Linked DNA regions of Mus musculus: region 1 is linked to region 2. Evidence: chromatin loops called from intact Hi-C (ENCODE). Cell type or tissue: gastrocnemius. All regions are shown on one strand. Each heading gives the region's core, and the rest is flanking DNA. Links, peaks and the distances in the headings are about the cores only. Region 1 overlaps Gm38407 (predicted gene, 38407). Region 2 has its middle 21 kb from the start of Ttc32.

Region 1 (16,674 bases), core at 4,588-9,587, 1.5 Mb after region 2:
TGTAGCTGATGCCAGGGCCTTACTTTCCTTATCAGAGTGTCAACTTCTGGAGTTGATGGATAGTCTCCTCTTTATGTTTTTATTTCCCATCTCCCAATGCATAGAACAAGCATAGGTAGCCTCTGGAAAATAAAGTATTTATTAATACTTTACTAGTGAATAAATAAGTGAGCAGTGAAGGAAAGCTTATTGAGGAGTAAACGATGGGATGGCTTCCCCCTTTGACAGTCTTCATTTTCCAAAACACTTTGTCCTTTCCATTTTTTTCTTTTTTTGCTTGTTTTTCTGCCAATCAACACACACACACACACACACACACACACACACACACACACACCAGAAGACTGAGTCCTGAGATCCCACTAGCAACACACTATGGGTTAAGATATTACTCTTTGGTTGGTGGTTTAGTCCCTGGGAGCTTTTCTGGGTCTGGTTGGTTGATATTGTTGTTATTCCTATGATGTCACAAATCCCTTTAGCTCCTACAGTCCTTGTCCCAACTTCTCCATTGGGGTCCCCATGCTCTGTCCAATGTTTGGCTGTGTACATCCACATCTGTATTGGTCAGGCTCTGGTAGAGCCTCTCAGGGGACAACTATACCAGGCTCCTGTCAGTAAGCACTTCTTGCCATCAGCAATATTGTCTGGGTTTGTTGCCTGCAGATAGGATGGGTCCCTAGGTGGGGCTGTCTCTGTGTGGCCTTTCCTTCAGTCTCTGTTCCTCTCTTTGTCCTTTCATTTCCTTTTAACAGAAGGAATTCTAGATTAATATTTTTGAGGTGGGTAGGTGGTCCCATTCCTCAACTGGGGACCGTGCCTATTTATTGGATATAGTCTACAGGTTCTCTCTCCCCTTTATTGAGATTTCAGCTAATGTCCTCCCTGTTAGGTCCTGGGAGTCTCTTGGGTCCCTGGTATCTGGGACATTTTAGTGGCTACTCCCAGTTCCCCTCTCCCCACTGCTACACACCTACTTTCAAATCCTGACCCTCTGTACTTCTAAACCAACAACCGAAGAGTACACATGGGGGGGACTCATGGCTCTACCTGGGTATGTAGCAGAGGGTTGCCTTAGCTGGCATCACTGGTAGGGGAGCCCCTTAGTCCTGTGGTGGCTCAATGACCCAGGGTAGGGGAATGCTAGGGTGCTGAGGCAGGAGTGGATGTGGGGGGGAGAGTACCCTCATAGAGGCAGGGGATGGGGAGAGGATAGAGATATTGTGGAGGGAAATCTGGGAAGAAGGATACCATTTGAAATGTAAATAAGTATAATAACCAATAAAAAGTGAAAAAAGATATGCCTTTGACTCCTGAAAGAAAGAAATGATGCTCTTAGGAACAGATTCATCTTAAAGAAACGGACCCTGCCTATGGTGAGTAAAGGCCTTGAGAATTTCCCCTTGCATTGCACAAACAGTTATAACATTGTGTGATGTGGGAGGGTGTGAAAGTGTTAGCTGAAGGTAGCATCATAGACGCATGAATACAACTGATTTTCAGCTCTCAGGGTTGGTCTTACAGTCTGTGTAGGTCTATCTACAAATCTTTAGATCTGTATTCTTTTCCTTGCCCGTTACAGATAGACTGTCTTTCTACATGGGCCTGGGATTTCTAAACTGAAACCCGGGAGGAAAGAGCACATGGCATATCATCCCTCTGTCCAGGGAAGTCTTTGTCCTTGATGGACATCATCAGAAAGAAGAAGAACAGCATGTGACATGTGGAAAGAATGGAACACTCCAGAACTTCTTGCCCCAACAGTTAAACATTATTTTAGAGAGGGCTGTGTGCCAGTTTGCTAGAATTGAATGCATCAGATTTCTAACATCTAATAACAGATGTTCTGGCTACATTTCATGAAATCATTTAATATTGCTTTATGCTGCGGTAATAAAAATGTCATCTGGCTCTACTCGGCCCAGGTTGCATATCTTCCTCAAAGGGTCAAAATGATTTGATGCAGTTCTTGGATCAAAGGGGCTGATGGTGCCTGAATCTTACAGGCTAGTGGACAGGATATGATCTAAGAAGGGACATGTGCTGCTGCCCTAATGTGTGCTTTATATCCAATAGTCAAGGTATGCCTCTGACCCCTAAGCTTGCACAGATTTGAATTCTAAGTGTAAAAGTAGTTTTGGGGAAGCTCACACTTTCTATTCCCCTCATATCTCACATCTGGCAGCATGAGTGTATGAGGAATGCTAAAATAGGTGGACCAAACATGCAGGATGTAACTGGCATGGTACCAGACTTTATCACCAAGGACTTGGAGCAGAATAAGCAAGTAGAGATGATTTGGTCTCTCAAAATAGGCATTGCAGGAGAGTTAGAATTATTCACTGAGGCAGGGGAAGAGAAAATGCATTTAATGAAGCCTGACTATAAATTAGAAGACCTTGCAACACCAAGAGATGGTGAAGCTGTCAAGATGACTTGAAGATTGAAATAACTAAGTTCATCAAGAAATAAAGTAGATAACAGTAAGCCAGGGGGGTTTATTCAGTTCAGAACATATCTAAAGTAAAAACCAAACAAAGGACAAGGTGGGGTGCAAGAGAAAAATTCTGGGCTCCCTGTGGACTATTCTAGAAACAAATTAAAGGAAATAAAGGGAAATTTAGAGACTATAAAAATGAACATGTTTCATAAGGTTTTAAAGAGTAAAAAATCCTCCACAGAAACTATGATACTGATGCTTCCTAAAATCAAAGACCAATATTGAATACCAGCAATGGTGGCACATCAGCTATTTAATCCTACAGCTGTCTACTACATGGGCTCAGAATCCTAGAGGAAAACAATACTGCCTTTTCCTTTCCATTTTCATTGTCAATTTGACTGGGCCTGGAATCACCTTGAAGTTGTACATCTGGGCACATCTTAAAGGGTGTTCCTAGGGACATATAAGTGAGAGAAGAAGATAGACCTATCCTGAATGTGATAGTAACATCCTATAGGCTAGGGACCTGAATTGAATAAAAAGAAATTCAAGGAAGAAGTTGACACAGTGCAATCAGTCACTCCCTACACCTACTAAATGATCTCATGTTATAAGCTGACATAAGTCACTCTTTAAGTTCTTTTCCATGTATTTTATCACAATGTTCAATGTACATAATATACAAGAAAAGTAAATAAACCTTGAAGCCAAATTAATGCCTGCAGCAATAATAATTGCAAAGGATTTTTGTATCTCAGAGAATAGTAGCTAAAGCCTATTGTGAGGGTGGTGTGGCATTTTAAAACCTCTGCACAGTATGAAACAATTACAAGAATAAACAGATAAACTAAAGAACAGAATAAAAATATTTCCAGGCTATTGACTTGCAAGGAATTGATATTCAGAATATATAAAGAATACAACTAGCAAAAGAACAAATAATCCAACTTGCAAATGGGCAAATTGATTATCCATTTGAAAAATAACACACACATATGAAAACAACAGCAGCAGCAGCAGCAACAACCATAAGCAGTTGCTAAATGTGTGGGGGAAACATCAAGATATTTAGTCATCAGGAAGATGCAAATTAATCCTACTCTAAGTCTCGTTCATTCTCTTCTTTATTTTTGAGAATTTAATAGATGTGTACAATAAAATATCATTTCTTCCATTATTCCCATTCATGGCTCCCCTACCCCCTTTGGATAGCCTACTACGTCCAGTTAGTCCTGCCTTTATGTGTATGGGTGGGGCCATTCTGTGGAGCATGGGAAAACTATTAGGGCCATAATATCAATACAGAATGATTATTTGCTAGGAACTATCACTACCAATAGCTCCTCATATGAAGTGGGACCTTGAGATCATCTACTCTATGTATGCCAAGATTTTGACTGCTGAGAGTTAATAAGTTCAATAGCCATATCACATCCGGAAAACATCATCATTTCTCCTGTCTTCCAGATCTGACATTCTTTCTTCCTCCTCTCCTTCTAATGTTCCCTGAACTTGCTGGAGATGAGGTTTTGTTTAGGGCTGAGCTCTTGGTCCCTTATTCTCAGTGCTGTGAATAGCAACTCATCTCTCCATGATTGCTTACAGTACAGGGAAAAAAAAAAAAAAAAAAACAAAACCTCTCTGACCAAGGTTGAGACCTCGGGTCTGTCTGCCAGGAGACAAGCAACCTTGAGAAGTCTGGGATGCTACCTTGGGATTCTATTTCACCCTTGTCTGATGGCTATCATCAAGAAAACAAAAATGGTAAGGAGCATTATTGACTAAATCATAAAGTAGTCAGTTCACAATGGGAATTAGTATGGCAAAAGCCTCAAAAAAAACTAAGAAGAGAACTAGACTATGACCTTGTTACATCACTCCAGAACGTACATATAAAGAAACAAAATCTGTATACATGCCCAAATATGCAAGCTTATTGTAGCACTAGTCACTATAGCCAATTTATGCAACAGCCTTGATATCTGATGATGAATGAATGACTGAAGTATGGCTTATGTACACAATGGGTGTTATTATTTAGCCATGAAAAAGAATGAAACTATTTAATTTGCAGAGAAAATAATTGAGTGAAAATTGAGATCATATTACATAAAATAGCTAAATTCATGTAAGAACATATCTTACATATTTTCTCTCATATGCAGAATTTAGACTTTTAAAGAAAAAAAATCAAACAAGACCCACCCCATGGGAGACAGCCAAGCCCGACACTTTCATGATATTCTGCTATGCTTGCAGACAAGAGGCTACCATAACTGTATTCTGAGACGCTCCATCCAGCGACTGATGGAAGCAGATGCAAAGACCCATAGCCAAAACATAGGTGGAGCTCAGGAAGTCCTGTGGAAGAGCTGTGGGAAGCACTGAGGGGGAGCTGGAAGGATCAAGGATACCACAGGATGACCTACAGAGGAAACTAATCTGTGCCTATGAGGCGCACAGAGACTAAACCACCAACCAAAGAGCATGCGTGGGCGGGATCTAGACATCCTGTCAGAAGTAGCAGATGCATAGCTTGCTCTTCATATGGGTCCCTTAACAATTGGAGCAGGAACTCTCTCTGACTCTGTTGCCTGCCTTTAGATTGCTTTCCCACAGCTGGGCTTCCTTGTCTGGCTTCAATGGGAGAGGGTGCACTCAGTCTTGCTGAGATGTAAGAGGGTAGGCTGGTAGCCGTGGAAGGCCTCCTCTTATCTGAGGAAAAGAGGATGGGGAATGGAGGAGGGTGTGTGAGAGTGGAACTGGGACGAGAGTAGCGAAATGTCTGTGATCAGGCTGTAAAGTGAATGAATGAATGAATAAATAAATTGGTGAAGAAAAATAGAAAAAAAATCAGACAAGAAAGTAAAGGATAGTAATTGGGAAGAGGAAAGGAACCAATGAGAGGAGCCAAGGAGGACAAAGGAAGTGGGTGTGGTTAAAAAGCACTATATATATATATATATATATATATATATGAAAGTATTAAGATGGAATGCACTATTTTACATAATCAACATGTGTTAATATTGCAAATATTATAATATTAGTATACATATAACTAAAAACCTTTTTTTTTCTGAAGGAAAGTAGACAGCCACCAAGGAGTTGAACCTGAGATGGCCTGGATGGAAAAGGTCCTTGCTGCCAAGGCCAAGGACCTGAGTTCAAACCACAGGTCCTTCTAACCTCTTCATATAGGTAGATACACAAACACATAAACAAAAATAAACAAATAAAATGTAAAAGTGGATCTAACATTTAATATTCAATGTAAAGATTGAATGCTAACTTTCCTTTTCTTGTACCTTGAGCCAGGTAGGTGCTGCCTCTAACTGATTCATGAAGAATATCCGAGAAAGTACAGTAATGGAGATAATTTGCTGTGGTTTATGTTTGACATGGTCTAGTGTGCTGTGTCAGGGCGGTGGTGTGAAGCAGGATGCGAGGCTAGTAGGAAGCTTCCGTCAATGGCATGCATCCCTGAAGTGGGTTAGAGGACGTTTGTCCCTTGGTTCTTTCTGCCTCTGGCTTCCCAGGTATGGGATGAGTGGTTTGTCTCAGTCACTCTCATGACACACTGCGTTTTCCAAAATATAAGGCTAACTGATCATCAATGGAACACTCTAAAACTGTGAGCCAATATAGTCATGTTCTCTAGATATCTCTAGATAGTTGTGGATCTCGGTGTTGACCGAGTGATCAGAAGCTAGCAGTCAGTAATGTGGAGAGCTCGGCTAGTTTCATGCTCTGTGCCAGTTGAGTTTTTTGAGTCTTTTTATGTTGCTTTCTCTTACAATTATCTTAGAATACAATTACTTCCTTACCTGTCTTTGATCACATTGTTTATGAGACTAGTAGGAGCCAAACTACTTCACCATGACACTGAATCCCTACCACTGACCAGAGGAGCAGAGTTGATTTCTATGAGCCTGGGAAACCTGCTGGAAATACCAGACCTCTTCCTCTGAGCCCTAGCACAGGTGAATAATGGCTTTTTAAAACTCTTTATTTTAGGAAGCTGAATTGATATATTGAAACATGGTCCCAGGAGCTGGATGTGAACTGTCCAGCTAGAAGAGTAAAGAAGCCTGCAGAGGTACCCAACTCTAACGCCACCTGAGACCCCTTCCTGGCTCTGCCTTGTGTAAAGATCCACACAAGGTCCTCAAATGAAGAGCAGGGGCTGTAGATCTCCGCTGGGTCCAGGTCCAACACATGAAACTCCAGCTGTCTGGTGATGGGCTTTCTGGGCCAAGGCCAAGGCAATGGTATGCTCCTCACAGGTAGTCTTTTCCCGTTTCTGAGGCTCCCCAAGGTGTATTCAATAATGCGCTCCTCATCCTGAAGCAGATGGGAAAGTGTTTTAAAAGGTGCCAGGTTTATTTATGGAAGCAGGAGACAGCATTTAAGAGATGCGCTTTGCCAATGTGAAATGTGAACTCTCAAAACAGGAAGTGTGCTTTACTGCCCATTTATTTTATTGCTGTATCAGCTGCCCAGAGCTGAGGAATCCTTCCTCTCAGGCATTATTTATTTTCTAACTTCTGAACTAGAACGTCTTGACCATCGGTTCATCCGACTCCTTGAAGCCCGATTCCAACTCCGACCATGTGCCCTGTGCCTTACTGTCGTCCGGAATGCTTCACGGAGAGCACTGGAGACATTGGAAAAACATTGCTCAGCCAGCGTCTTTGTGTTTATGTACACGAGAAGCTGAAAACAATGAAACCAAATGATAATAGATGGTAAACATTGTAAATGCTTCTTAGAATGATGGAGAAATTACGAACTCTTCTCTTCTATCTTAAGACGCTTGGAAACACTGAATCATCACTGAAGCCACATGACATTCTCCGTGGAAGAAAATAGCTAGTTAAATTGAATTTGTCATTTTGCCGCTGGTAGTGATAGTAAGGAAACAAAACAATTTACTGTGTTCTTCAGTTTATGCTATTTTCATCTGCTAAGATGTAAAAGGCTTTATTAAATAGGCCAGTAATAACCAGCTAGAAGCACTTTGATATCAGAATAGCCTTGTATGTACACAAGCACAAGAGTAGAGTACAGAAGCCTCATGTCTTCTTACAGGTTCTATTAAAGAGGTAGATATCTCTGTCATTGAGAACTGAGAAGGAATCCAGAGAGGGAGAAATGGAACTTGCCATCTACATGCATTAGGGAATCCACAGATTCTGAGTATAAACAGACAACACAATCACATTCAGAAATGCATACAAACATATGCATGAAAATTTGTATGTGCTTGGTACTTCTCTATTATATCTTAAAAAGACTTAGTATTTACTTCATCTTTAAAGAAGATTTTTCTCAGTCTAGTCTATTGGAGACTTCCTGAAGATGTGTGCTTTCACACTTGGACCACCTGGTCCATGGAAACTTACATTCCTGGGAAACACACTCAGGCGGCACATGTGTTACAATGGCGCCACCTTCTGGACACTCCTGATATACCTTTCCTTGTTTCACAGTGGCTCTCCGTTGACCACAGGAAAGTCAATAATCTGACACTTGAGCCTTTTATGATCTAGCACAAGCTCATGTTCAGGAGTGATCGCCTCATAACATGCACATAGGTGATCTCTGAGTGAGTTTAAATGTATATGCATCCTCATTATCAACTCAATGAAGCAAACCAAGACAGGAACTACATATTGGTTCTATGGCTCAGTCCTAAACTGTGAGGATGAGTGAGAATAGAAAGCCTTGATACTTATAAAATACTGGTCATACGTGCTCATGACAACCTGAATATGCTTCTTGATGGTGTTTAGAAGTTTAAATAAAAAAGAAAGCAAGAAGAAAATAGACAACAGGATATGGATCTGAACTCAAAATGAACATGGAAAAATGTGTAGAAAAAATCTTGCAGGAAGTGTCCCAGTGAGTAAAGCACCTGCTATACAAGTGTGAGTGCCTCCATTTGAATCCCCACAATCTAAGCCAATCTGGGCACAGCTGTGCACATCTATCTGCATGTGCACTGATCTCTAGGAGAGATGAGAGGTACAGTCAGGAGGATCCAAGAATCACACTATCCAACTATTCTGGGGTTCACATAAGCAAGTTGCATATATATCTTATCTCAAATGAAGTAGGAGATGAAAACCAGCATATAAGGTTCTCCTCTAATTTCCTCATATACAGAAGCATGTGTATGCCTTTGAAACACATGCATACACACACACCTATACACACAAGCACAAATACCATATACAACATCACATATACATAAAATGAAAGTGGAAAATTCACAAATGACAAAAATGCAAAGTAAAGTCTAGCAATGTTAAACTTGACTGTTAAACATCAAGAGATTATTACTGAAATGATAATAATCATTATAATAATAGTCTTGTTGCCTAGAAAACAGGCAACTTTACCCTTCCACATGACATCGGTTCTAGAAAGAAATCTTAGTATTCACTGTGGATCTTATAAATATGATTATAGTTTAACCTAGAAATTGTGTTTGCAAACTTATCTCCAACGTGTATCACCAATTTGCTGTAACATTTGCTAAAATAATGGTCAGTTTACCATTAATCTTCATAGAAAAAAGTGAAACATGTCATATGAATAGCCATAAGAGATTGCTATATATAAATAAACATTAGAATTGATAATATAGTAGTTATGTAAAATAGACATACATTTTACATGTCTACTGTTAATATGACATTATTTGGTGAAAACAAGCATATTATGTTTGATAATATTTTTTCTTTTAAAACATGTATAGTAATCAATGCCTATCCCAAATATTAATGCTGCCTTACGTATGAACTGTAAAAATGGCTGCATGTTTCAACCTGACAATCGCAATATAAGACTTCCATCCAAGTGAAACGGCCTCATGAAATAATAATATTATATATAAACATATTTATTGATAAATTACTAGTAGTAAAATTTCTGGGACTAATGTAAACATCCAAGAAGAGATGACTAGTAAAGAATGTCTAGGATATGCATTCAAAGGAAACTAAAGTCATTAAAATGACTGAGAAACCTACATGGCAAGATGTTAAGTGCCTATTACACAATGTTAAGTGAGAGAAAAATCTAATGAAACAATGGCTTTGTGAGGTAACGATTACATGCAAACAGGACTGTGGTGTATGTAATGTGCATACACAGAAGTCAACAGTCCAGGCAGACCTGAATTCCACTGTAGCTTTGCTCAGGTTAAGGTACTCAGCCCCACTCAGTATGGAAGACTAGAATGTCTAGGTGCCCTTTGTGAAAGAAAACTGGGAAGTTGAAGGCCTGAACAGAAGCAGAAAGATCTCTTGTCCTCAGGCTGCTTCCTGGGAAAGTTTCTTCACAGAAACCCTGCTGCTTTGCTATCTTTCTCAAAAGATGACATGGCTTTCTTTCCTCAAAGGACAAAACAAAAATGAAGCTGTCAATGGTGATGTATCAGAAAACAAGCCTGCCTCTGACTTTGTTCTGACACATTGGACTCACTGACTAAAGATTTTATAGCAGGACCTGAGGTCTTCAGCTTATACATTTTAATCCACTTGTAATGTCCCCTGTACTATGTCCTGTGTCCTGAGTCCAACCCTCAGGAAGTGATCTGGAAGAACCAGATCCAAATAAGAAAGAGATTTAAAGAAAGAGACAAATTGGGCTTAAACTGAAGAGAGAACCATAAGCCAACCCCTTGATGCATTCCCTGGAAAGGCAGATCCTCCAAGGACATGCCTCTGCTCTCAGAGAGGTTGGCCTGGCAATTCGCTTACACACTCCACTTGGAGAAAATTCTTTTCAGCACTCGCCAAAAATGCTGGTCCAGGTTTCTTTGCCTAGCAGCCTTGAAAGCTTGCACACATTTAGAGAAAATACTTTCAAATGACTCTGGGGTTCTGCTTTATGTTTCATATTCCTTTGAACTTATTACCTCTTTACAATGTCTTGGATTATTAGTTTGGGAACATTTAAACTTAATGACTATATGGAAAGTAAAACAACACTTTGAAGTTTCCCAAGTCATTCATTTCTCCCTTTCATACACAAGAGGTTAGAGAAGGTTGGATGATGCCAGACCGAGTCATTTCAGGAATAAATAACTTATTTGGGGGTCTATGTAGATAGTGGCTCTAGGGTGGAGGAGAAGATAGATCAACTATGGAATGCCCAAGACAACCAAAGCCGTGATTAATGAGGGTCAACTTTAAAGCAGAGGACACTCAGATATGATTACTTCATCCAGATACCAGAGTCTGTCTGTTCTGGGCTACCCAGATATGAACTCCTGAGGCTTTTCATTCCCAAGTCTTGTTGGTTTCAGGATGCACTGACAATAAAAGAGATATGCTGAAGATTTCCTCTGGCTATAAGTAATAGAACCTGAAGATCCATAAATGTAAGGATGATAGTCTTTAAAGAAATTTGGCAAGTGTGTCCAGAAGGTCGAAGTTCAGGAGATCCATTTGGGTATCTTTGTGCTCTTCGATATGACAGTCCCATATGCTATTACATTTTATGTTCATTTGATTCCTTTTTTCTGTAGATAAGATCTTGGAAACTATTGTGGGATAGTATTCTCTGCAGTATATAGCAGACTTAGAAGGACATATGGAGCCAAGAAACTAGAGAGACATGTTCATACTAGGTTTCTTAGATGCTCCAATAGATGTTTAAGGGATGGAAGCCAACTATAAAAATCTTCTTAATTCTCATCAAATAAACAGCATAGCAATGGGGACCAAGAATAAAATCTCTAAAACATAACATAGTATTCAGCAGAGATCCAAGAATACTATTTCTCAATTTGCTATCCAAGAAAAAGCTAAATATATATTTATTGGCAGCATATATATGCATTGAAAAGTGTGCTGAATGTGGAAAGCAATAATATCATCTCTCATAGAGTTTATGAATTCAAGAGACATGATTGATATATGTAGATAATAAAGAATGAGTGATGCACCTGTAGTTATTCAGTTATTGAGCCACTCATTTGTTAAACACCTAATGTAGGCTTCTTACTAATCATGGTAATACAACTTTCCAGTTCTAACAAAATTTCTTTTCTAGAGCAGTGGTTTTAAACCTGAGTGTCAAAACTCCTTTAGCAAGCCTGTATTCCCCAAAATCTTATGATTATTTATGTTTGATAATATTATGATTCATTATGACTCACAACAGTAGGGAAATTACAGTTATGAAGTAGCAACAAAAATAATTGTATGGTTGGGGGGTCGCCATAACACTAGAAAACGTATTGAAGGTCACAGCATTAAGAAGGTTCAGAACCACTTTTCTAGAGAAAAGTCATAGACAATAATGATTATCTTATTTTTTTAAAGTAGTAAAGAAATAGAAGAGGATACTATGACCCAGCATGTGTGGAAATGAAGTTGATCAAAGAACCTCTCACTAAGGAAACACTTAAAGCTCAAATTGTATTTGCCAGGCCCTGGCATAGCCTCATAAGAGACAGCTATATCAGGGTCCTTTCAGCAAAATCTTGTTGGTATATGCAATGTGCTCACAGTCAGCTATTGGATAGAACACAGGGCCCCCAATGGAGGAGCTAGAGAAAGTACCCAAGGAGCTAAAGGGGTCTGCAACCCTATAGGTGGAACAACAATATGAACTAATCAGTACCCCCCGGAGCTCGTGTGTCTAGCTGCATATGTAGCAGAAGATGGCCTAGTCGGCCATCATTGGGAAGAGAGGCCCCTTGGTCTTGCAAACTTTATATGCCTCAGTACAGGGAATGCCAGGGCCAAGAAGTGGGAGTGGGTGGGTAGGGGAGTGTGGGTGGGAGGGTCTGGGGGACTATTGGGATAGCATTTGAAAGGTACATGAAGAAAATACCTAATCAAAAATAAATAAATAAATAAAAAAGCTCAAATTGTAAAGACAGATTTATCAAAGATAAATGAGAACTGTTGAGTTTACCCTTTCTGCTCATGTGAGCATGGCTGTAGAACTATCTACTGAGCATACTGGGTTCACCAGCAACTACACAACTGAAGAGAATGGCTCTGGGTTAGCTAGAAGATAAGAGAGGGCAAAAGCCAGTACAATCAGAATTTTTATTTACTTGTATGAACTTGTCAAAGAATTTACTAAAAACATACGTAAATGAGGAGAATGTTTCCAGGTAGAGATGTAAGACCTGGGCCTGAAACATATTTATTCCATCAGATAGCAAGGCCTTCTGGTTATAGTTAACATCCTGCAAAGAGGAAATAGAGAATAAAAGTGATTTCAGAAAAGAATGTAGGATAAAGGTGGTATGAAAAACGTTAGGTGAGGAAACTAAGTTTTAGTTTTATGTAGAATACATTGACAATTGTAGATTTTCTTTTTAAAGCAATGAAGTAACACAGTTGATGTTTTCGAGAAGTCCTTTTGCTGTATAAGTTTCCTCCAGAAAGAAACTTTCCACTCTGCCTGGGCACTCCTTGATCAGGAATGTAAACAGCATAAAATGCCTTCAGGAAGTCCCTGAAACTAACTATTCAGTAGGCCCCACACTGTCAGAGTAAGCAAAGAAAGGCGAGTTTCTCTTAGCCAAGCCAAGCTGCACAGAAGAATGTGAGACCAGAGCAGAAATCTGGAAGAAGCAAAAGTCATCATAATGGCTGCTGGGAAGTGGTTTATATCAGTGAACTCACTTAGAACTCTCTTCACCTGCTGAACTACCTAAAGTGTGTTTATTGTTCAGTATGCTCTGGGTTCTCAGCTTTTGTGAATGCTGGGGTGGGTTTTCATGATGGAGCTGTCTTTGAGTCATTATTTCTCCTGTAAATCACCCCCGCCCATATTCCTTTAAGTAACACCAATAAAACTTAGTGGTTCACAAAGTTAGATTTAGGAAGTATTCATACTTTGGTCTGCTGTAGACTCCCCATCTGTGTGTGCTGGGTCTCACAAGGAAAAGTTTGGTAGAGAACTGATGTAGGGAGGGTGGGACTCTTGAGAAGGGCATCACAACTGTTCAAGAGAGAAATCCTAAGGTAAGGACAGGGTTGAAACAGTAAGGTTAAGAGAATACAGATGAGATTGACTGTAGAACCTGTAGAACTTGCTGAAGTACTGAAAAGTGGCCCTCGTACAGGGGCCAAAGATATCCCAAGGGATGAGTTAGAAATGCTTATGTTTTTGCATGGTTGAATGAATCTAGAGTAGAATATCCCAAGAGAAACAGGTGGTTTGGAGATAGTTTCTAAGAGGGAAACCTGGTCCTGATCTTTAAGAATGGGTAAGATGTGAACATGTGCAATGATGAGTTGTTGAGGATGACTTCAGGGGCAGATTGATAATGTTGTGTGAGTTCATATATCTCACTAACCAGTCATTAGTAATATTTTGTAACTTCAGGTGTATTTTTATGTTAAGATAATGGTGATAGTTGTGACTCATTTTGATTCAATCAATCTCTCCTGTTTTTCTTAAACTATGATGGTTTTATGAATAATTGTAGGCCCATGAATTGGTGGATTGGCACGTTCTGTAGCACTGCACTGAGTTACTTACACCACACCTGTCACCTCATTCTTAAAATTAATGCTGCGTGCCTTGTTAGTACTCACCACTCTGAACCAAAGATACTGATTAATCCCCATGTCTTTCTGTCTCAATAGATTCTGAATTCCTTAAGAATGAGGCTGAAACAACTTTTTTTTTTGCTTGGATTTCTATGGTCTAACTTGGAGGTGGTGATGAGAGTGAGGACTGTGCAAAGATTTGTTCAGTAAACAAATCCACACTTCATCTTCTCGTTGGGATTTGTTGGATTTCCACTTATTGGTTACAAAATCATACAGAATGAGTCTCAAAACATATTTGTACTTGAACTTGAAAATTCAAAAAGGACTCACATAAATTAAGGATTTTAGGTCTGCCATGAATCTCATTAGAAAAAGACACAGAGTGGAAAGTTCATGTGAAGACTGAAATATGTATTGGACTTCAGTTGTCATGAAGTAAGGAATATTTGATGTCACCAAAAGCAGAAAGAGTAATGGAGGGTTCCCTCTTGGGGCATTGGAAGAAGCCGAAGTCTGACAGTATATCATGATTTGGGACTTTTAGTCTACAATCACTGTGAGACAGTAAAGTTTTGTTGCTGGAATAAATTTGGATATTTTGATATATCTGCCCTTGAGAACCCACATGTAATCTTTAGACAAACTTCAATTAAGCCACCAGTGGGGAGCTTCCTGTCCAAAACAGCAGAGTCTGGACTAGAGCAGGAGAAGCTAAGGGCTTTACCAGAAATAGTTAACAGGGTTTTCAACTGAGCTCTGGCTTGTTTAGAGCCCTGTGGAACCAATGATCATCCACCCTAATTCCAAGATTGTATAAGAGTATTGTGCATCCACTACAACAAAAATATACCATTGGAAGTAACTTCATCTTCAGTTCTAAATCCATTCGACGTCTACAGCCTAGTCAACTTCAAGCATTCTGATTGGATTTGGAACACCCGAGAATGCCCTAGAAATAGTTGAAATGACATCCTCAGAGGCAAGAAGAGCCTTGAGCATCCATCCAAGCAGTTGACTAAATTTTCCTAACATTTCAACCACCTCATTTTGGAGGGAAAGAGAGAAATGTTCAGACTGTTGATAGTTGTGTTGGTTTATTTTGCTTGTCCCTGGTGTGCCAAACATAGACAACAAAGAGAAGTATAGGGTGGGAGTGAATAGGAATGGCTGAGGGTTAGCAGTAAAATACAAGGAAAAGATAGAGAAAGAAAACCCACAAGTCAGAGGAAGGTACCTAAGGGCATTAATACTGAGCTGTGGGATTCTAAGTTCAAGTGGTGATTTGATTCTGATTTGATCTCTCCCTCTCTTGGATCTTGTAATATCAGATTCCCATGCAAACAAGGGAGCTCCAAGAGTCTATTTCCAGGTAAAATATTTTAGAAATGCTTCTCTTTTATTTGTAATAGATTAAAAATCAGACAGCAAAAGTTCTTTCTCTGAGGATTTTAAACAATTAGATACTCCCGTATTAAATGATGCCGATGATACAATTTCATACAAAAAGTTTAATGGCTTATCTTTTTATATCCAACTTCTAAAATGTCTCCAATTGGCTGACTGCCTTAGTCAGGGTTTCTATTCCTGAACAAACATCATGACCAGGAAGCAAGTTGGGGAGGAAAGGGTTTATTCGGCTTACACTTCCATACTGTTCATCACCAAAGGAAGTCAGGACTGGAACTCAAGCAGGTCAGAAAGCAGGAGCTGATGCAGAGGCCAAGGAGGGATGTTCTTTACTGGTTTGCTTCCCCTGGCTTGCTCAGCCTGCTCTCTTATAGAACCCAAGACCACCAGCCTAGAGATGTTCCCACCCACAAGGGGCCTTTCCCCCTTGATCACTAATTGAGAAAATGCCTTACAGTTGGATCTGATGGAGGCATTTCCTCAACTGAAGCTCCTTTCTTGGTGATAACTCCAGCTGTGTCAAGTTGACACAAAACTAGCCAGTACAATTGACCCCTTGTCAACTTGACACACAAACACATCACTAGTAAGCCACAACCCTTACATTCTTATTCATCCCCAAGATCTAAATAACTTTAAATGTCCCTCAGTCTTTACATATTCTTAAATTTTCAATCTCTTTAAAATGTCTATCTCTTTTAAAATCCAAAGTCTTTTTACAATTAAAAGTCTCTTAACTGTGGGCTCCACTAAATAGTTTCTTCCTTCAAGAGGGAAAATATCAGGGCACAGTCACAATCAAAACAAAAATCAGTCTCCAACCGTCCAATGTCTGGGATCCAACTCACGATCTTCTGGGCTTCTCCAAGGGCTTGGGTCATTTCTCCAGCCATGCCCTTTGTAGCACACGTGTCATCCACTAGGCTCCAGATGCCTGTACTCCACTGCTGCTGTTCTTGGTGGTCATCTCATGGTACTGGCATCTCCAAAATACTGCATGACCCCTTCAGTCCTGGGCCATCAATTGCAGCTGAGGCCGCACCTTCACCAATGGCCTTCCATGGCCTCTCACAGTGCTGAGCCACAGCTGCTCTGCATGACCCCTTCATGCCTTCAAAACCAGTACCACCTGGGTGACTCTTACACATTACCAAGTCCCACTGTAGCACGAGGTACAACCTTGGTTATCTCTGGAACACAGCCTCTGTGCTCTCAAAAAATCACTTCCCAGAAGATGTCACCTCAATGATCCTGTGATCCTGGTCTCTTCTTCTTCTTCTTCTTTTTTTT
Region 2 (16,674 bases), core at 6,815-11,814:
CTCTTGGAGCTGGAGGTGGAGCCTAGTGATGGAGTCTGTGTTTAGCCATGTGTGGGCCTCTGAAGATGATGAGGGGGAAGGGAGGACGGGGAAGGAGGGAAGAAGGCAGCAAGGAGAAAAGGTCAGGAAATGCAGATTCTAAACAGGTTGCCAATTACTATAATTTGCATTGGATTCACTTGGTCCAGCCTTCAACAGCCTTGGCAGGTAGTTATGAGGGGCGACTAAAGGCTAGAAGCTCTGCTCTGCAGCCCTGCTGCTCCGGTGCCTGGTGACCAGACCAGACCAGCAGTCCCGAACCTGGACCTGGTTCCTGGACCTTTGGAGAGTTGAAGATCTAGGCCCCACCTCAAAGCAGCTGAAAGTGACTTCCTTGAGTGTGGGGCCCATCGAGGAAAACAAACAAACTCCAAGGAGCTTCATCTGCACCCAAGAGTGAGAACCACTGATCTAATTAGCATCTAATTAGCATCCGATTATGCCTTCTCATTCTGCAGTAGGTATTTGTCTCTCCCACAAGGTGGGACCGGAGGGCAAGAGACCAGTTGGTTGTGGCTGGGTGCTGACCCTCTTCTAAGCCCCTGGAGACAGATGTCCTAGGATCACTGGTGAGCTTCGGATTCCTTTCCCAGTTCTGAAAAGCACGTGGGTGGTGGGGAGGAGGGGAAGGGAGCAGGGAGAGGACGTTTCTCCTGGGTCTTGGGTTGAGTCTTGAGGGGTGGTATGCTCCCATTCTTAAGTCAGAAGTCATCCTTACCATGTAGTTTTGTTATCTTGTCTCACCAGCCTGACTTGAATCAAAACTTGGTCTCTAACAGTTTTTTTTTTTTTTTCCTTTTGGTGGGTTTCCTCCCTGGAAAAAAGGTCACATTTTTCTTTTGCTATTAAAATAAAGCAATGCTGGCTCACTTGCTTTTTCTGGATCAATAGGTCTTTCATCTGGGCAGTGGCCGAGCTGGCTCCTGGGCCCCACAGTATCACTGAGAAGGAATCTCAGACATGACTAATGTATAGCCTCCTCGGCTTCCTACCCATGAGCTCTCATAAATCGCTGCTGTGTTCCATCAGCCTCAATTCCCCGGCAGAGCGGAGTCCCAGGCTGGGGAGCAGCCTGCCCCTGCCCAAGAACTCGTCCTTCTCCGGCTGTCTGCTAGCCTCCTGGTTGCCAGACCTCATTCCTTTTGAATTGCTTAATGGGTGCACAGTTTTTGTCGGGAGTCTCAGGATGCTGGAGCTGGAAGGAACTGGAAATCTTCTGCTTTTTTATTTTACTGATAGACAGATTGGGGAGGAAGTTCCCGGCTAAAGGCTATGCCGTTGGTCAATAGTAGGCCGAGGAATGGATGGATTGGCCGCTTTAGCAGTGATGGCTTCCATTTGGTGAAGCGCTTCAGTTTACACCGCTCCCACTATCCTGACACCAAACCCAAGTCCAGCCAGGGGCCGTCCTCCAGGGGAAGGGCTCGTGGAGGATGTGCTGGGCTTTCTTTCTCCATTACCATGACCAAATTATTCAACAAACAACTTAAGGGAGCAAAGCTTTCTTTTGGCTCACAGTTCAGGGGGTTTAGTCCATCAATGTTTGGCTCCACATGTTTGGGCTGAATTTCATGGTAGCAGAGGACAGATGTTCACATCATCAGTAGACAGGAAGCAGAGCTGGAACGGCTCTCTCTCCCAAGGATCCATCCTTATCGACCCACTTCTGAGAGCTAGGACCCGCTGTCCAAGGGCCCTAGAGCCTCCCAAGACATGGCCCCCAGCTGAGAACCAAGCACATGGGGACATATCAGAATCTAACTCAGGGACCGCCCACAGGCACTCAAATCAAGTTCTGAAGGCAAGCAGGAGGCCTGCAGGGCAGAGCTGAGTTGTGGGGCTGCATGTTCCAAGCTGAAGACTACAGGAAAGGACGCTGGCATAAAGGACGTCGGGAGATGGGGCATGTCAACTGTATTTCCTGGTTCTAAAAAGCCTTTTGCTATCTGATTTATAAGTATGTTAATTTTGTATAAAACCCAAAATGAGGAGTAGGGGAGAGGAGCAAGAGTGGAGACTAGAGAACCATCCAGTAAGAAGATGCTCAGAACTTTGATATGTTTTCATTGGAGCTGTATGACAGCCCTGCAAGACTAATGCTATTTCCATTTCGGGATGATAGGCAATCAAGGTGTTTGCTTAGGTTATAGTTAATGTTAGGAGACAGCCCGGTTTCCTTCCTTCCCCACTCCCTTCCCTCCCTCCCTCCCTCCCTCCCTCCCTCCCTCCCTCCCTCCCTCTCTCCCTTCCTCCCTCTCTCCCTTCCTTCCTCTGATCCTTCCTTCCTTCCTTCCTTTGGTTCTCCTCCTCCCCCTCCTCCCCCTCCTCCCCCTCCTCCCCCTCCTCCTCTCCCTCCTCCCCCTCCTCCTCCCCCTCCTCTCCCTCCTCTTCCTCCTCCTCCTCCTCCTCCTCCTCTTCCTCCTCCTCCTCCTCCTCCTCCTCCTCCTCCTCCTCCTCCTCCTCTTGCTGTACTTAAATCCCTTCAAAGGTGACCAGCTTGCTCTGGTTGACCCATCACGTTTTCATTCCAGAGTCAGTCTTACTCTTTTCCTTTTGCCTCACAGGTGACAAGAGTTCTTGCCAGGAGCCACACTGGTTTCACCGGTTCAGGCCGAGGTCCTGACTGCGGCCTCTACAGCCTCACAGTGGAGGGGGCATAGAGTGCACAGCCCCGTGTCTGGCTGCGTGCACCATTGCCAGCTGCTGACACATTAGGTTTTACTGTGGAGTACTGGTCACTAACAGGAGCATGTGCCTACTTTATTCTACTTCATTTCACACCTTCAAGAGGGTAGGCACGAGGGAAGGAAGCAGGAAGATAAGCAAGTCAGCCATGGGTGGGGCCAACTCTCCATACTTCTGCCTGGGGATAAATTTAGTGGTAAGGTTTAAAAATGCAGAATTAATTCAAGGCAAAAGGAAGGTACATCGCAGGGAAATGAGTTGCTTTATAAGCAGGCTTAGATAACAGAGAACAGGAGTGCCCACCCATGGCTTCTGCTAGGCACAGCAGTGCTGGGGTTCCGAGGGCTCATGAAGCATGTGGATAGGCAGATCTAGAGGGATGCTTGCCTTCTCTAGAAGAAGGACTGGGCAGGAGAGTGAAGCTTGAGAGATGGGGCTGCTTGTTCAAGAGAAGAGCTTCAGACTGAGGGCGTGATCTGGGACGGGGTGGGGCAGAGCTGGCAGTTGGGCAGGCATGACCATGGTGTGGGGAGGGTAAGATGGTATCATCAACCAGGTTTGGAGGTGCAGGGAGCAAGCAGGAAGCCTCCAGGAGCACAAGGGGAGAGTGGGAGGGCCGAATTGTGAGCCCAGGGAGGACCCCCTTCTCCCATTATTGCCACAGAGAGGGCAAGAGCTACTAGTTAGAGGCTCTGTGCAACTCTTAGATAAATGACATGCAAATCTTGCCTCATTAGGCCTCTCACTAAATCACCTCTTTGCATGTAAACTGTTCAGCTAATAGCTTGATGCTATTATAATTTTTTTCCCCCAAATCCCAGTACTGAGTTGGGTCCTCAACAGGGGAGAAGCCAGCATCTTGAAGCTTTTAGGGCTCAGGAGAGATTTAGGCAGCCAGGGTTCTTCACTCCCTAAGCAAATCGGCCCCCCACTCCCTTACAGCTAGCCAATACCTGATGTTCAGCTAGGTTAACGAGATGGACCACCCATTTTTACAGGGAGAAACATGGCTCTTCTGAGACATTGCATGGGCCAGGAAAGAGTGTGGGCTGAGCTGAGGGCTCCGTCCATTACAACATGATCAGGAATGTAGGCCAGCTTGGTAACTGGGCTCCAGGGGAACATTCATACGACCTCCTTCAAGGCTTGCTTCAAGACCTGGCCAGCAAGGGCTCCAAATGAGAGGCTACATTTAAGCTATTAGCTCTCCTAAGTCATCTAGTGTTCTACGCGCTCGCAGAGTTGAGATAAACACTAACCCCGGGCGCTAAGATGGATGTCACTGGGAACCAACCGGTCACGAGGAAGCTTTACAAGCAATATGAAGGGCAGAACTGTGTTCCCAAGAAGGCTGGCAGGCCTGAGAGAAAGAGTAATCAAACTACAGAGTGGGGCTAAGAGCTCACAGAGAGCAGAGTGTCCTCCCATCCCACAGGACTGGCCTGGCACCCTTAGGGCTGCGCTGGTCTCCTCTGAACTCTTCTGGGACTGGGCCGGGGCTCTCAGGGCTGTGCTGCTGCTTCTGGTGTAAAAGATTCTCTCTGTGTGAGCTGCTCTCCTCAGAGCTCTGATGACTCCCCTTAAGGTTGTTTTGGTTCTCTCAGAGTCAGGCTGGTCCTCTCAGGTCCTGTTGATACCCCAAGGTCTGGGAAAATTCCATTAGGCTTGAGTCTATCCCCTAGGGGGTGGGTTCCACGCTGTCTTCTCTACTTAATGACTCCACATGGAATTATAGTGTGGCCAATGTGTCTTTCTTGCTAGTAGGTCAGTTAGTATGGAAATAGCTACATAGTGTCCCTGAGTCAATCACTTTATTTTACTAAACCAAGTCTCTGCCAGGAGGGCTCAAGGACCTGTGTGGAGCTGGATGGAATTTTCCAAACTGGGCAAGGCCAAGGGCCATGAAGCAGAACTCTGCTGAGAAGAGAATGTGGCTGGTTGGGTGGTGGGAGTTGGGGGGTGGGATGTGTGCTTGACTAAATGTGTTTCTTACACGTGGGAGCTTTTGCATCTTCATGGGGTGGCTTCTGAGAAGTTCCTCACGAATGGACCTCATAAAGGCTACACTGTGACCAGGGAGGTGGCCAGTTAGGGAGGGAAACCAACAGTTTCCAGGTAGTAGGAAGCTCCAACAGCAGGCTTGTTTCAGAGCACCTGCCAAGGACCCAGACTTCTGGTTTGTGGGCACATAACCCACATTGCCCTTGGAACCCAGGCTGGAAGATCTAGCAAAACATCTCCTTGGCTTGAGTTCCAGATGAGCCCAGGGTGGGGGCATCGCAGAGCTGGGGAGAGTAAGGGCATCTGCACACAGCTAGACGTCCTCCCAGGACTTCTAGAGGCTGATCAGACGTCCAATGTTCATAAAACGCCTGCATAGTAGCATAGCCAGACACTAGACACGTTTGATGGGTAAAAGCCAGGCATTTTTGGCCAAAGAGCCTTCAGAACTCACCCAGCTCTGCATGCTAGGTCTTGAGTGAGAAAACGGACTGGGCCAGGCGAGACACAGCTGATCCCTGGAGAGCTGCTGAAGACTCTTGGCAGGAAGGACAGGGTGTCATCTGGTCAGCACTCAGGGTTGCTTTTAGTGTTGCCGGGGCATGGGTGGGGTGGGGGGTGGGGTGGGGGGTGGGGACACCTCTCAATCCCTGTCTTCTCAAAGGAGAGAGACAGTTTGAACAGGAGTTAATTTGGGGAAACAAACATTCCAAAGAGAGACTGAGTGGGCTTCTCCCAGGCCAGCCATAGCTTAATGGGTTTTGGTGTAGAGACTTAGTATCATTATTTGAGGTGGAATATTTATGGCGTAAAGCCTCCCTCCTTCCTGTCCCAAATTATGATGGGTTTGATCTTCCTTTAAGGCCATTTCTCTCCATGATTCCTGTCAAAGGGAAAAGGCATTGAAACCCCAATTACTATAATGCTGTTGGGTCTTCTGAGGATGCAAAGCTGCCCTTAGTGCTAATGTGTAGGAGAGTGCTATGGTGCCTTCGTTTCTGATAGATTGCACTGTCCAGGATGTTTAACCACAAGAGGCATTCTGACCCTCAGGGGACTGTCCCAGGACTGGTGAGGCATATGTAGCCAAGGAGTGTTCTGCCTCCATGGCTCAGGATTGTAGCCTTCAGGGATCATGGCAGGCTGTTGTGATCATGAACTTGTTAACATGAATGAATAGTTCTTATTATAGACTTGCATGTGCACGCGCACGCATGTGTGTATGTGTGCTTGTCCTCTTCCCCCCATCTACCCCACAGGCCTTAGAGAGGGCATCTTAGCCCCTGCTAAGACCTGGTCCAGCAGAGTCCCATACCCGGCCACTTACATTGCCTGGAGCAGAGACTATGCCTTGGAATTGGGACCAAGATTCCCTTAAGACAGGCTGGCTACTGGCTTTGACTCTGTATTTCAGGGCCCAAGAAAACAGGAGGGTGCCACCTAGCAGATAGTGGTTGTGAGGTGTGTCACCTTAAATATCTTCCTTACTGAGGTGGGTGTGGCAGATAGAGGAAGAGCAGCTCCTGGAGAGTAGGCTACACTGGAGACTCTCAAGTCCCTGTCTCCCTCTCCTCTTCCCCAGGTCAGTTCTAGACTTGCTGGGTTGGAAAAAATTTTCCTGGAGACATGGGGCCATGAATATCACAAAAGTCTTTTGTTGTTGCCCATAGGCTAGGGGCAGGCTTCATTCTGTAGAGCACTGGGGAATAGCTTCATCCCTGAGACCCACTGGGGCAACAGCTCTACAACCCATGTTCATTAGGGGGTTCATTATAAAAGGCAGGGCCCGATTCCTGCTACCTCTGTAAGAACCCCACTTGGACTTTCTGGGTTGCACATCTGTGGACTCCTTTTATATTACTCTTTATGACCTGGGAGAGTGAGGTCTCTTAGACACCTCCAACCAGGCCCAGAGTCAGGCCAGGGCCAGCAGAGAACATGCAAGGGCAGCAAGGAGAACCCGTAGCACAGAGTGGATGCACAGATAAGGAGGATGGGGCAGGGCAGTCACGTCAGCCAGGCCCAGGGGGCAGCGCTGGGCATATGTTCTGTGGGGCATTAGTCTGTGCCCCATCTAGATATCAGCTGCTGGCACTGAGCTCTAGGGCAGTATCCACACTTGTGTGTGGGTTATGTAGGGTGGACACCATTGGTGACACACTGTGGGGTGGGTACAAGCTGTAAGTGCCCGCGGTTGTTGCCCCTGGGACTGTCGAGCGACAATTGCTAGTGCTATCAAGGAACTGAATTACTGATTTCACTCACATCAATTTCAAATATAAAAATGTCAGGGCTGGGAGATGCTCAGTCTGGGAAATGCTTATCATGCAGACGGTTTGCTGGGCACCTAAAATCCAGCATCCAGGTAAAAGCTGGGTGGTGTGTAGCTATAATCCCAGCACTGGGGGTTGCTGTGGTGACAGGCAGGTTTCCTAAGCTCCCTGGTCAGCCAGCCCATCCATAAGGATGAGTTCCAGCGTCAGTGAGCAAGTGTATTAAAAGGTAAGGTGCAGAGCACTCACACACACACACACATACAAGCTTCATGCTTCACACATGTGCTTCGTGAACACATGCGTATGTACGTGGACATGTATGCAGATAGGTATCACACGCACACTTGTGATTCAGTCATTAGAAGTTGTGAAAGTGTGTTTGGGGCAACAAATTCACATTTAAAGTTTGTGCGTTGGCAACTGCGGAGCTTGTGCGATCTCAATCAAGTATTTCTGATGAAAGCGTCATGTTCAAATGGCAATACACTGCAAGTGTTAAATAAATACCAGATTGTGAATACTCTGTTCACAAAAGAAGAATGCTAACCATTGCTAACATTTTTATATTGATTATGTGTTGAAATGATAATATTTTGGATACATCGGATCAAATAAAATCACATTAAACTTACTGTCACTGGCTCCCGTCACTTTTGAGCTCTGTGGTTTGGGCAGTTTCCCCCTAAACTCTCTAGGCTTCAATTTCACCTTATCTGCAGTTACTGCAGAAAAACCCCTCTGGGCTCATCAAAGTGCTGATGGCTGAAGGAGGAGGTTTCCAGCCTCGCAGTGAGGCTGGCCTTGGAAGGGTCAGACCCCCCTCCCTCCCAGACAGGAAGCACCGCCCAGGAAGCCGTTTCCCAGGCCTCAGGATTAGCACTAGCCCGACACCCAGCCATTGCAGATGACTCTCCCTAACAAGCACAGCTTTGCACTTTCTGGAAACTCTCCCTCTGGCTGAGTGCTCCTGGCTCGTATACCTCCCAGTTCCCTGTACCTGGGTTTCCGGCTCAGGGGGGAGAGAACAGGCATGAGCCTCCCTATCTTCTCTGGGTGGTTCCAGTGTTTTCTTGGTAGCTGCCTGGGGTGAGGGTTATGGTCGACAGGAGCTTCAAGGAATGTCCAGGAAGCCAAGGAAACCGACCAGACTCAATAGCTCAGAAAGTTACAAAAGTCACAAGCACTCCTCCTCCAATTCCTACCCACTCTAGAAACCAGAGCAGTTGCTGGCAGGAGACTCTCTTCGCTGGAACTGCCTTCAAGTTGGGCAGGAGGTTTCAGGAATGCTGCTTTTCTGGGTCTGTCACTCATAGTCGGGTGGACTTTTCGGTGATACTGTGGTCTTTGAGTCACCATGCACCTGGATGCAATGCCCACCCATTCTCCTGTAAGTAAATCCAATAAACTCACTGAGTCACCTGAGTCACCAAGTCAATATTGGGAATTAGTTCTTTGGCCTGATTTTGGTTCCCTAAATAGACCCGTGTTATGCCTCCCTGGGAAAGGCCACACAACACCATTTTCTCCCTCCTGTAATTCAGGGCTAGGGAACACGAGTCCAGGCTGGGTTAGGGCTTGTTTTAGGGTTTTGAGTTCAAGCCCCAGGCTAAGGCTCTGCTGGGCACCACATTCTTGTCCCTTCCCTCCTGGAGGAGCCTGGAGGTGTGGAGTATGTGATGGCAAGAGGAAGAAAGCCTCCTGTCGGGCTTGCCAGGCACTCACTTACACAAGCTGCGTATGTTTGAAGTGACTTCTGTGTATGGGTGATTTGTTTTCCTGTATGCTGTGTGCCACATGTTAGCAGTGTCCACAAAGACCAGAAGAGGACATCGGACCTCCTCAGAACTGGAGTTTCAGACTGTTGCGAGCCACCATGTGGGTGCTGGGAATGGAGTCTGGGTCATCTCTCTCTCTAGTCCTGCAAGGTGTTTTCTTAAAATAGCTGTGCATGTGATTGGATATCTATAAAGGGAGGGGACCTTGCTGGTCTCTAGGGTCTGGAGAGTCCAGAAGATGTGGTACTTAACATCTAGCATAGCCATGGACACATGGCTAAAGGTGGCCTGCTGTTTCATAGACCTGCCTGTTGCTCTAGGCATGCCATTTGCCATATGGCCACTAGGTGTCATCATCACACCATGAGTGGGCCTCTTAGCCCGGTCTAAGAGACACATGTGCAGGACAGGGCCTAGGACAGGTGTGTGTTCTCTAGTCCAGGCTGTGTTCTGATGGCTGTGTGTCTGCCTTATTGGATTACAGTGCTGCTGCTGACTCTAATTGGGACTTTCAATAGTATGTCTTTTCCTGTGGAGAACCGCAAGTCTTACCCACTTTCTTGTGCTCTGAAATGCCCAGGCTCACCACCCCTGGGAATCAGAGGGCCAATAACTACCATCTTACTTGAGGCTTATGTAAAAGTCTCGGAGGCTCTGAGATCTTGATATATCTGACACGTTTGGAAAAATGAGCTGCCTGATCCCTACACCTCACTCATATGGGTCTGGCCTCTAGACCTGACATCAAGTAGGGGGCACGTGTAAAAAGACCCTCACTCACCACACCCATCCACAGGCAGGTTGGGATGATATGGGAGCGATATATTTGTTTTATCTTTGAAATTATAATATAATTACAACATTTCTCGTTCCCCTTTCTTACCTCGAAACCCCAGCATATCTCCTCTGCCCCCAACTCTTTTCATTCAAACTCATGGCCTTTCCCCCAGTGTTATTGCATGCTTAACATATATGTATTTACATACATACGTACAACTAAATATACTACTTGGTCCATAGAATATCACTTGTATGTATGCTTCCAGGACTGGCCATTTGGCAGTGGACAGCCATCTGGTGTGCTTTTCCTGAAGAAAACTACCCTTGGGGACTGCTATTTTGAAAGGGGTTCCTCTTGTTGGGGCTGGGCTCCTTTGTCTTAGCTCAGCCTGGTGTAGCCTCCTTCTCAGAACACAGAAGAACCACCTCTTCCCAGGCCCATAGGGGCTGAAGTTCTGACCTCCCCTCCCCCAAAGGAGATGTTATTTGGAAACAAAATCATTGTAAATAAAGGGAACAGGAAATCATATTGACTAGAGCAGGCACATTTACATACAGATTTACATACAATGGGACATTTACATACAGCTTAACCCCAGGGGATGCTGAGTGAAGACTAAGCCAGACCAGGTGATCTTAGAGAGGGCTCTGGGCCACCAGCAGCCAGAGAGGCTGGGCCGGAGGGAAGCATCTGGAGACCCCTTGAGGGTGGCCTTCTAGGTCCCAGGCGAGACTGCAGTCCCTGTTGTTTAGTGCACTATGCTTATGGCTCCCTACTAGTCAGTCTGGCAAAGCAGGGCCGGTGCCCAACTCTGCCGTCCTCCCTCCCTCCTGGACCTCAGATGTGATCAGCCAGTTCTTTGTCTCCTTATTTGGCCCTCTGGCTGAACAATTCCTCTTTATTTTCCATTCTTCTGAGCCTCATACTATACTCTCTGCCCTACCCTGCCTCGGACTCAAACAGAACCCACTCTGTCAGAAATCTGAGTTCTACCGGCTGGCAAGCAAGCCGATGAAACTGTTTACACCAAAGGGTGAGTGACTAATCCCTAGGAGACACGATTCCAGGGACGATGCGACTCTCCCACAGGGCACATACCTGTTCAAAAGGAGTTCATTAATGTCAACTTTTTGTTGAACGAAGAAGAGTTTTGTAGTGTGAACTTTTATCTCCTAAGTAATCTATCTGTTAGGCATCTCAACTGATTTTCCAAACGAGGGCTAGAGCCCTGGAGTCTTGTGTCTGGACTGGACTAGAGGCCCAGACTAGGTCAGGCTTTTGTCCAGGTGAGGGCCTTCTCTACAGGCCTACCTTGCCTGCAAACCAGTGGAGTCTAGGCCTGGCTTCCCCTTGTTCCTCTCAGGGAGCTCTGGTCACTTCTCAGCCTCTTCCCTGGCTCCACGGGGCTCCACACTAGCCTTGTAAAAGGGTAACTGCTGGCTCTGATTGGCTTCCCTTCAGCCTTTCTGACCAGACAGGTTGCCCCCAGGGATGAACCATGCTGGCTGCCAGGCCCAGTTGGCCCCCTGGGAGCAGTGCTGGCTTGAAGTGCTGGTGCCCAGAAAGAGTTGGCCCAGAGCAGGGCTCATGTCTAGTTCTAATGAGCCATGACCTGTGACCGTAAGTTGTGGAGGGCTGCTAAGGGGGCTACAGAAGGACTTGGGAGAAGTTGTAGAAGGCAGGGTTGTCATCTAAACAAGATGCCTGGGTTTTATCCAGAGGCCTTGAAAAAAGGGCTGGCATCTGGGGCTCCCACACCAATAATGTACGGAGGCCTGTTTGGCTGTGAAACTGGTAAAGGGTGGGTTGGGAATGGGGTAGACTGGATGGGCTGTCCCGCTCCACAGCCAGTCCCCTTGAGGCCCAGCAGGTTTCTCTGTAGGTCCTGACATTCCTGAGCCTGGATGAAACTTGCAGAGCAATGCCTGTTGCTGCTTTCAGTGTCCCTCAGGCCTGTGCCTGTCTCCAGGAGACCCCCCAACCAACCATTGGAGGAAGAAGGCGAAAGTCTGTCCGGTAATCCTGGGGATGCTTCCTAGAGGATGTGAAGTTTGAGCAGGCTGGACAGGGTAGCCCTGAGCAGCTCCAGGTAGAGGACAGCTGCTCTCTTGAGTTCTAACAGTGTGGGGATATATCACAACTAGCCTTTCTCTCTCCATCAGAACTATGCGTGGACTTCCAAAGCTCCAAAGATTTCTCTTGGCTTTGCTCATGGGGAATGGGGGGTCTCTCTGCTCCTGCTGTTCTCCCTGCCAGTGCTAGCCAGGTATCTAAAATCCCACCCTCACATCAGTTGCTCTCTTATCTACCCTTTGAAATGCAGAATTTTTTCCACACCCCTTAAACTACCATCCCTAGAACTCCTCTTCTCACCTACCAAACAGACTGGCTGAACCTCCAGCTTGCTAGGGAATCACATGCCAGCCACTTGAGAAGCCCGAGTGTCTGCCCAGTCCTTGGCTCAGTGACCCCCCAAGGCAACCTTTTTGCCAAGAACTGGGCAGGGACAGGATTGCCTGTTTCCCAAGAACAATCGGTACACCGTCTTGTGTGGCTCTCTCATTCCTGTTGTTTCTTGAGGCACTAGTCACTCAGGCTGTTGTTAAAAGCCTTATTTGGAGAGCCTGGCTTCCTGCTATGAAGCATCAGTTGAAGCAGCCAGGCCTGCCAGTTCAGGGACAACGCCACCAGAAACAAATCCTCATTCTGTCTCACCACAAGCGCGGGGAATTGAAGTACGCTCGGAAATACGATTCATAAATTGATGGACGCTGTTTTCCCTGTCCCTGGGCTTTAATTTCCAGAAACAAAATGTCAGTGTTATGGCTGAAGCCCTCTGAGTTTCAGAAACACATCATAACCCGAGCTGTTTATGCAGAGTTCGTATATTATATGACAAGAGTGGGTTTGAGAGTAACGAAGGGTCACAGCACTGCGGTTACATTGAAACAGGAAGATCTGAGTGTGGGATCCATCCCCCTATTGTTTATATTGCAAACCATGCCCTTATGCTCCCTCCTGGAAAAACACAGGGAGCAATGTTTCTTCTGGAAGCTGGGGCTATGGGCAACCAGCTGCCAGGGTACGCAAGGGGCTGCCATGCAGACCTCCCTCTCTGTCCATCTCTCTCTCCCTCCCTCTCTCTCTGTCTCTCTCCATCCTCCCCCCTCTCTCTGCGTACACATGTACATGTGTCTGCAAGTGTGTATGTGCATGTGTGTGGCATCTTTGTGATCAATGAGAGGTAAAACCATCAGATGTGGAAGAAGAAATGGGCTCAACATCTGTCTGCCTCTTCGGTCCAGTGAAAACTTCTGCCTCAGATTCCTCATCTGTGACAAGGGTACACGAAACCCTCATCAAAGGTCACTTGAACACTTCCTGGTCTTCGTGAAGTAAAGGAGACCCAGTCCTAGGGCAGTCGGGATTTTGGAAATGCATTCTGGGACTTCAGGTGGGCCAGATGCTGAACTTGTTTCAAATGGTGTGTGGGTTCTGGAGTCTCCCAGGTCCTGGTGGCTCTCTTTCCTCTTTTCCTTCTTCCAGGTTATGGAGACATTGCGTCTGTGCCTGGCAGCTGTGTGGGAAGGTGCTCATTCCTGGCCAGAGATGTTGGAGAACAGCTCCTACAGGGCTTTTACAACCTTGTTTATGAGAGAACAGGAGTCTGATCCCATCTCTTGATGTGATGCTCCAACATTAATAGTAAACCTTCCCTTGTTTCCTTACGGTAGTGTACACAGCTTCGCTGGATGTCCTTTATAAGGAGGAGGAAAACCAGCTTATCTGAAATGTCACATCAGGTCCTTCTGGCCTGGGGTGGGGGTGGGGGAGCAGACCTGGGCATGGTTCTAGCATGCTTTGCTGGGGAATGAGGCTGAGCAGGATTCCCTGGGAATGGAGTTCACTTCTCCCAGATGCTGGGCTCTTATTACTCCTGTTCACATTAGTATCTACTTTTAAACCTCGAAGGAGCTTCTCAGAGAGGAGTTACATTTGGAAATGGTCAAGAGTAACCTACAGACCATGTGACTTAGGGCTTGCACCCACTTAGCAGAACCTGGAGGCTGCCTTCCCTAGAGGTTCTTTGTCTATGTGAGAAGCTGGACGCAGCCACCTTGGGGCGGGGGGACGGGACAGAGTACTGGGTCCAGAAGATGTGGAAGCTTCATTAAGTATATCCAGTCTTTCACTGTAGCAAAAGGAACTCACCTCTGCAGACACTGGAGAGAGACTTCCCTGTGGCAAGGACCTGCATGGTGACTCGTTGGAAGGTGTTGTGGTTGGGCTTGGGTAGAACAATACAGAACATTCTAGAATCTTTTCCCACGCCCTCGATCCATGCCCGTCTTTGGAGCCACAAGCTTAGCAGATGGGCATGGTAAGGAAAAAAAAACTGATTATTCTTTCTGAGGTCTTCTCTGCTAACCACATGTTAAGAAGATTCTACCTTGAGCCCTTTCATCTCCAGACAGACCGACTGGAGACAGAGGAACAGAAGGAAGGGATTCTGAAGTCGTGAGAAGTGACGAGTGGGCCATGATGACAAACGTGCTTGCACAGCAAGCGTGCAGAGTCTCCACCCTTAGTACAGGAGCATCTCTGAGCTGCCTCCTGGGCAGACACACTTTACGTTGAGAAATGGGAAATGGACCATCTTCACAGTCGGACTTGCTTCTGTTGTCTGCTGGTCACTGTGAATGATGCTTTGAAATGCATGGTTGTGTAAGGACAGCCTGCTTTGCCAGGTGCCACTGGACCCTGCAGCATGCCTCTCTGACAGAATGTGGATAACCAAGCAATGGGAAATGTTTGTGGTCTTTCTGGAGAGATCACTCTATGGTGGGCTCTTTAGACTCACTGTTGATTTGGGGAAATTTTCCTTTTGTCCTGAGGAAGCATGGAATCTGCACATTACGTCCTTACAATAATATCTTGCCATGATACGGGATTTCTGGACCCCTGGGCATTGGGAAACAATGTTTGGCATTAGGTGATAAATACTCTGCAAATGTTCCCCCAAATGTTCTTGAGGCCAAGCCTCCCCACCTGGCAGACTCTTGCTGCAAGCTGGACAGCGGTGTCTCCAATACCTCATTCACTTTTTTTGGGGTATGTGGTATTAACTTTAAAAATCATCTTACTATTATTAATGTTGCTTTTTGTGTATGATGCATGTGTGTGCATCTTCATATGCACGGGCACGGACACGGACACTCTTGCTGTGGTGTGTGTATGGAGGCCAGAGGACCCCTTAGTGGGATTGGTTCATTCTCTCTACATTCCTGAGCGTCCAAGCTCATGCTCCCATGCCCTTGCTGCAGGCGCCTTTACCCTCAGAGGCATCTCATTGTCCTTCTTTTTTTTTTTTTTAAAACAAGGTCTTGGTATATATACCAAGCTTGCCTTGAACTCACTATGCAGCTCAGGTTGTCTTTGAACTTGTGGGGATTCTCCTGCCTCAGTCTCCTAAATGCAGGGATTGCAAACATGAGCTTCTATGGCAGGTTCCTCACTACTCATTGTTCACTGTCTTTATAGCACTGGGGGCTGAACACAGGGTCTTCTAGATGCTAGGCAAGTGGTAGAACACACTAAGCTGTACCCACAATCCTATTTATTCTTCATTTTGTGATACAGTTTCGCTAATTTGCCCAGGCTAGCCTTGAACTCATTCTGCTGCCCAGGCAGGCCTCAAACTTGCATCCCTTTTCCCATCGCAACCTCTGGAGCAGCTGGGACCACAGGACCCACGGTCAGACGAGACTCCCTTTAGTCATCTTTAAAGCTGTCTTGTGTCCAGGGACTGAAGATGGCATGCTGGCCAGGTGTGGACATGGAGTCTGATGTGAGTTCATGGCGATGCTATAGCTTGCTTTCCTGGTGCTATTCTCATGGGGCCTCACTCTTGTGGGCATGAGAACAGGATGAGCCAGCAGAGATGCTGGGGCACATCTGCGTCCTGTGAAGGCTGACTCTGACTGTCCCATGCAGCAGGCTCTACCAGGACAGTTTGCAGCAGGAGCTGAGGTGGACTGAATCGGGATACTCACTTTCCTCGGAATGATTGCGTTAACCCAGGGCTCTGACTATCAACAAGGACGGGGCTGTGGTGAGCCTGGAGAGCCAGTTTTTAAAAAGTTAATACGAAGAAAGGAGACAGATGAAGGAAAGATTTCCCCCTTACTTTTTCTTAAAAGGTAATTTGGACCAAAAAAAAAAAAAAAAAAAAACCCAAAAAAACCCTCCACCCTTTGAAATGTTGCCAGCAGTGAACGAGTCGGGAGTAGAGAGAGTTCAGAAGTTAGAGCCCTCCTCTGGTTTCAGAAAGGGTTCTTAATGATTCTTTCCGATCATTCAGCAGGAACACATATCCTCGACATTTCTCCAAAATTTGATTTTGTTCTCCATTTCAAGGGGGAAAAATATTGTGAACACTCTGGCCCTGGCTTCCTTGACCAGGGCGATTTCTCAGGAAACAGATGCATTGAGCTAGATTTTCAAGCTGCTTTCAGAGAAGCCGGCTGTCCCCATGCCATGAGGGAACTGCCCGTGGCGTGGGCTTCTGGGCTGGGGTCTAGAAGGAACTGCATATAAATTAGATTCAAACATAATTGATATTTAAATCTCTTCCTGGAAATTTGAACTTTGATAGTTTATATCTCTGCTTAATAGCATATTAAATCATTTTATAATCCTTAACAACTGTTTAATCTTTTCATTGTTGAAAAGTGAGGTAATTGATCTAAACCATGTTGGAATATGCCAGGAAAAACTTATTTAATATACCACCCTCGCCATGCATTCAGGGCTTCCGGGGGGCCCATATGTGTTTAGGGTGGCCTGTCTCTCCTGCAGTGGGGTTTCACAGAGAGCCTGGGACTGTGGGCTGCTGGGGGTAGTAGGATGGAGGCTGGAGCCTGGGATTTGGCCTTTAGGCTAGGGTATTGTCGCCGTCTAGGGTTTTGGCTCCTAATTGGGCACTGTTGAAAGCAAGCTCTTCTGGCCAGCAGACTGTTCTATGATTCTTTACTCTCCAGCAAGGTTGTTTGTGGGACATTTCAGTCCACAGTACTCATGGCTGGGAAGGAGGAAGCCAGAGTGAGTGAGCTAGTGA

Evidence for each region. A loop is a pair of places that touch in the nucleus more often than their neighbours do. Peaks named below come from ENCODE experiments on the same cell type or tissue, not always from the same donor. Only the 100,000 strongest peaks of a DNase experiment are listed, where the experiment ranks them.
Region 1: it touches region 2 in a loop (10-fold over the local background); 17 of 42 quality-filtered maps call a loop at or near these places.

The regions. Positions count from the first base shown.
Region 1 is chr12:10,529,390-10,546,063 of GRCm38, forward strand. Gm38407 (predicted gene, 38407) reads left to right here. Exons shown (of 12, transcript NR_110487.1): 12 at 1,583-1,914. Among named protein-coding and RNA genes, the nearest start is that of Gm38407, 91 kb to the left of the region's middle. In gastrocnemius, for the core only: a CTCF peak has its summit at 7,878 (motif pointing left); DNase peaks (open chromatin) are centred at 6,688 and 7,898.
Region 2 is chr12:9,043,130-9,059,803 of GRCm38, forward strand. No RefSeq gene overlaps it. Among named protein-coding and RNA genes, the nearest start is that of Ttc32, 21 kb to the left of the region's middle. In gastrocnemius, for the core only: a CTCF peak has its summit at 9,120 (motif pointing right); DNase peaks (open chromatin) are centred at 9,127, 10,314 and 11,063.